2 separate regions of the Homo sapiens genome follow, and region 2 is linked to region 1. Evidence: chromatin loops called from intact Hi-C (ENCODE). Cell type or tissue: HepG2. All regions are shown on one strand. Links, peaks and the distances in the headings refer to the core of each region. The heading gives the core; the rest is flanking DNA.

What was found. Hi-C counts contacts between places; a loop is a spot of excess contacts. Peaks named below come from ENCODE experiments on the same cell type or tissue, not always from the same donor. Only the 100,000 strongest peaks of a DNase experiment are listed, where the experiment ranks them.
Region 2: a loop joins it to region 1, with 6 times the contacts of the local background. A loop is called at or near these places in 8 of 110 quality-filtered maps.

What each region holds. Positions count from the first base shown.
Region 1 is chr5:145,829,352-145,832,165 of GRCh38, forward strand. The region is part of intron 1 of PRELID2 (PRELI domain containing 2); the gene reads right to left. Among named protein-coding and RNA genes, the nearest start is that of PRELID2, 4.6 kb to the right of the region's middle. In HepG2, for the core only: no CTCF peak of the experiment used is centred there; DNase peaks (open chromatin) are centred at 600 and 1,430.
Region 2 is chr5:145,979,610-145,982,423 of GRCh38, forward strand. The region is part of intron 2 of SH3RF2 (SH3 domain containing ring finger 2); the gene reads left to right. The region is part of intron 3 of LOC107986458 (a long non-coding RNA gene); the gene reads right to left. Among named protein-coding and RNA genes, the nearest start is that of SH3RF2, 44 kb to the left of the region's middle. RefSeq lists an enhancer at 1-31. In HepG2, for the core only: a CTCF peak has its summit at 1,325 (motif pointing left); a DNase peak (open chromatin) is centred at 2,462; H3K4me3 peaks cover 188 bases.

The DNA.
Region 1 (2,814 bases), core at 96-2,595:
AAGTTAGTAATGATTTCTGAGGCCACTTCTCTCAGCTTTTTATTTTCAGGTTCATGAAATAAATGCAACAAATTATTGTTGTTGTTATCATTATTCAACAAGTACTTTAAAGGAGCCTGCTGTGTGCTGAAATTAAGCTAGGTATATTACATATAACTGTAAGCATTATCCAATTTAATTTCTCCAACAACTCCAGAAGACAGTGATTATTATTCTCATTTTGCAGATGAGGAAATCGAGGCACAGAAAAATGAACTGACCTGTCCAAGCTCACAGGGCTAACAGCGCTCCATCCCTGTCTTCCCCACCCCATCCAATGTCAGAGCCCACATTCTGCACATCTGCACCATTCTCCTTTACATCATGCCTAATCTTCTAGTGGAACTGAGGACAGGAAGACAAAAGTGAAGAAAGACTAGTACAGCATGTGACAAAAGATAACATGTAAGTGTCAGATTTGCAAGGGAGAAAAGATAGGATCAGAAATGGAAACATTATTAATTACCCAATCAACTTTCTACTCTAAATGGAAATAGCCCTTCATAAATCCCCTTTATGAGCTTAAGAGTAAACATTCAAACCATTTTGTTCAGCACACCAGGCTCCCAGCCAAAATAAATAACACCCAGGGTCATTCTGTCAAAGCAAAGAAATTATCAATATTTTAATCTGTCCATTTTATTACAGTATCCAAAGTAAGGACATGTTTCTGAATCCCATACTGACTTCAATCTAAAATTGCACAGGGCTAATCCCCAAAAGAGTCAGTTCATTCATTCATTCAGCAAGGATTTGCTGAGTACCTACTATGTTCCAGGATCTCTTTGGGTAATTGGGATACATCAGAAACAAATGACAAAAATCACCACCTATGAAGGTGATATTCTATTCACTATGACTCCTTTGACCACAGCATAAAAAGAAAGTCAACCTTCTGAAGGTAAGAAAAATCTTTACTTCTCTGGCCTCATTTAGATATAAACAAGAAAATCCAGTCAATATAATAGCTCTCTGGATCCTTTTTAATGAGTTTAAATTTCAGGCAGATGAAATTTAAGAAGTTCTCTGAATCCAGCTCATGAAAGGCAAGCCCATTAAAAAGGTCTAAGTGAGATTCCAGAGAAGACCCACTTTCTACACTGCTACATTCATCTATGCAACTTTGTGTTCTCTTTGTAGATGATTTTAAGTAAAAGGAAGGAAACAGTGGTAAGTGATAAGAGCTAGAAAGCTAAGAATCACACAAAGAAAGAAACCAAAATACACTGTCAAGTGCATTGACACTATAGTTCTTGGAAAGTACATACAGTTCAGCATCCAATGAATAAACTATTTTGGGTTTCATAACATTCCTCCATGAAGAGTTTATTGAGAAATATTGTATTTTAGGAACAAAGAGTATCATATTGTTTGTTTTCACAGTGTCACTTAGCTTTGAAAGCATGCAGCTAATATTTTGCCTGTGGTATTCAACAGGCAGATGTAAGAAGAGCAAACATTCTTCAGGTTTTAAAAACCGTAGTATATTATAACTTGGAAGGCAACTCCTAACAAACCAAAAGCCATAGATCAGTAGATCTGATTTAAAATAGAACTTCCTCAGTGCTAAAGCAGCTTCAAACATACCATTGTGCAAAATCAGATTAAATGCTTCCCAGTGATCCTCATATGATTGTCGCTTCTGCCAAGTGCTTTCCTTTGAAAAAAAAATCATAAAGACTGAAAGAAAAATAAAAGTGTATTTTGCCAAAAAGATAATTCTTACTACCTTAGGCTTATAAAAAAGCTTATGCTTTTCAAACTGTTAACACATGTGACATCCTCACAACAACCCTGGAAGGTAGGTGGGGTAGGTGGCATTACCATTTTCACAGAGGAGAAACTAGGGCTTACACAGTTGTGATGCTGCTGACTGCACAAGGGCTCCTGGTCAAGTGGGCCTGTGGGCACAGGACTGCATCCACCTAAAGGAAGGAGTAACTTTTTCTAATTTGCATAAATAGTCTCATTTGCTTTCCCCTAGCCCTATGAACTGTGAGCTTATGGAGTGGACCCCTAAAAGATGCCTTTTCTAATTTGCACAAGGACACAGTATAGGATGGTGAAAATTGTTTCCCATGGCCACCCAACCTAACAGTGAAAGCATAATGATCAAGATCCAGGTCTACTGACTACCAGTTCATGGCTTTGAATAACATAAGGGGAAAATTCACCCAGCAAATGGGTTTACTGACATCTTAGAAATAGTCACATAGTTCCTCCCAAGGAATCTCTGAAGGATTCCTTTATGAATGAATAGAAAGAAAGGAAGTACAGTGACATGCATGATGTTAACACTGTCCCATCACTAGACCTTTAGTCTCCAAATGTTTGTCTCTCATTTCCCCAGTTCTGCCTTCCATTTCCCAGTTCTGACATCCCCAGTTCTGTTTCCCAGTTCTGCCCTTCCCAGTTCTGCCTTTTCATAGTACTTATTCACTATGTACCAGGTACTTTGCTAAATATTTTATAAGAATTACAACAGGTTCTAACTGAATACAGCTACATAAGTGACCTCAGCTATACCACACAGCACACAAAAATCAACCACATGAGTTTAGTCAACTCACAGAATTGTGAAAATTAAAAGCCTGTCATTGGTTTAAGTCGCTACGTTTTGGAGTGGTTTGTTACATACCAATAGATAACTTAAACATTCTGTGTTCTCACCCTAACACACATCAAAGTTATATCTTTATATCAGGGTCAACAGGTCCACTTAGCTGAGCAAACCCTGAGAGAAGACTGTGAACAAAAGAAAACACATTGAGCACA
Region 2 (2,814 bases), core at 60-2,559, 150 kb after region 1:
ACATGATGTCGGCCAACTCAAAAAACTTTTGAAAATTTAACAATTGGCTTTCACAAGCCCATGGAAGCTGGCTCCAGCACACCATTGTCTCTAAGACTCAATTTCCTTATCTGTCAAATGGATGAATAATAGCGTTTACCTCATAGGGATTGTTGGAAGGTTGAAGTGAGAAAATGATAGTGGACTTTTATTGAGTATTTATATCTATCCACCAGGCACTTACTATGCATTATTCACTGACTTCTCAAAACCATACAATAGGTACTGATATTCCTTCCATTTTATACATGAGGAAGTTGAGCTGAAGTAACTAGTCCAAAGTGATACAGTAGCAAGTGGGAGAACCTGAATTTATTCCAGAGCCCGTGAGGTGACAGAGACATTAGCCCAATGCTCAGCACGGGGCAATGCTCAGTAATTGGGAGCTATTATCATAAGATAAATAAACTTCTGAAACGTGCCCTACTTTGGAAGTAGGGATGAACAGTTTGTGTTGGATGAAACCTCTCAGCCCCAGAAGACACATACATTTTCTTCTAGGAGAAAGGCCAGGGTACCTGATGGGAGGACCAGCTGTTGATTATTCATAGTAACAAACGACAAGAGTTGAAGCTAATTGACACCCACACGTAACGAGGCAGTTGTAAGTTCCTCCCCTCCCCAAATTAATTAGGTGTATGTTTTTCCAGGCTTTATCTTTGTGTACACATACACATATGTATTTTGTATTAGATCAGGGTGTACATATTTTTTTGCAAATTGCTTTTCTTTTTAACCTGAGACTAGATCATGAATCTTTCCCATGACAGTCCACCCCAATCTATCTCATTCTCTCTAAAGCTGCTTAGCATTCCACAGTAGTTACTTGCTATCATTTATTTAATCCACAACAGAAGGATACTTAGGCTATTTCTAATTCTTCACTATTATAAATGATCCTGCACTTCACAATCTTTTACATAGATTCTAGCATATGTCTATGGGAGAAATTCCTAAAACTAGGATTTTTAGGATTTGTAAGGCAAAGAAAACACGTAATGTAAATCTTGACCAATGTACCTAGTTACTCCTCACTGTGAAATTTTAAGCTCCCAATATTCAAGGAAGGTGCCTTTTTGCCCATACTCTTACACCAACATTAGGATTACTCTGATGATTTGATTTTTCAAACTTATTATAAGTATTTCTAAATATAAAAATAGAGAAAATAATAATAATGAATGCTTATATACCTATCGCCCAGCCTCCACAATTATCAACATAAGGTCAATCTTATTGCATCTATATCCCATTCACTTCCTCCCCCTACTGGATGAAACTGAGGCAAAGTCCACACATCATACTCTTTCATTGGTAAATATGTCAGGAGCTGCCTCTAGAAAATGAAGATTCTATTTTTTAGCATAACCTCAACATCATTATCACATCTAAACATTTCTTGATGTCATCGCATATGCAGTCAGTGTCTAAATTTCCTCAATTTTTTTTCTTTTTTCTTTTTTTGAGGCAGGGTCTTGCTTTGTCACCCAGGCTGGAGTGCAGTGGCATGATTATAGCTCACTGCAGCCTTGACTTCCTGAGCTCAGGTGATCCTCCCACCTCAGCCTCCCAATTAGCTAACACTACAAGCATATGCCACTACACCCAGCTAATTTTTTTGGCTATTTTTTGTAGAGACAGGGTCTCACCATGTTGCCCAGGCTGGTCTTGAATTCCTGGGTTTAAGTGATCCTCCCACCTGAGTCTCCCAAAGTACTGGAATTGCAGGCATGAGCCACTGCACCCAGACAGTCTCATAATTTTTTGATGGTTTGTTTGAATCAGGATTCACCAAGATCCACACATTGCAGTTGGCTGATAAACTTCCTAAATCTCTTAAGCTCTAGGTTCCCCCACACGCACACCTCCTCTTCCTTTTTCCCATGCAGTTTATTTATTAGAGAGATTGGGTCATTTGCCTCGTAGTTTCCCACTTTCTGAGTTTTTCCTATTGCATCCCTGTGTTGTCATTTAACATGTTCACCAGTCTCTGTGTTTCTTGTAAGTGATAGTTAGATCTTGAACTATGCTGTCTAACACAGTAGACACTAGCCACATGCAGCTCTTCAAATTTAAATAATTAAAAGTAAATAGAATTTGAAATTCAGTTCCTCAGTCACACTAGCACATGGCACATGTTCAATAACCACAGATGGGCAGTGGCTGCTGTATTGGACAGCATAGAATAGCACATTTCCACCATGGCAGATAGTTTTATTGAGCAGCAGTGCTTCTAGAGGCATCACAGGATCCTCTGATAATTGTTAAATTATTTTTTCTCATATGCACTCAAGAACAAAGCTGAACACCCTGAAATCTGCATTACTAGTCTATATTGCAGGCTTACATAATGTAAGGGAAGTAACTAATGTGTGGTAGACTCTACTTCTGCCTGTTTTAAGTGGCAGTGGCTGTGTTTACAGAAGATGATTAAGTATTTGCATGAGTGCCTCAGGTATGTATGACATTCTGTGGTGACAAAAGGTCAGCAGCTCCCCAGCATGCAAAGCAGCCCGACCCTTTCCTAGCCTCCTAGGAGGAAAATTGAGGGAATTCATGCTAATCCATAAGGCTCAGTCCTGCAGTGATTATAGGACATGCTGGTTCCAGGATATTCATAAACATTCATCCTCTCATCAAGATGCAGGTGCTCCTGGAGGCTTCTTCCTGACTATGTCTTTGTCTTGGCATGCATGTAATGAGCACATTTCATAGCACACCAAACAGGTTTCTCAGCTTGCTTCTGTGACACTTGGCAAAGCCGAGGATCCATGT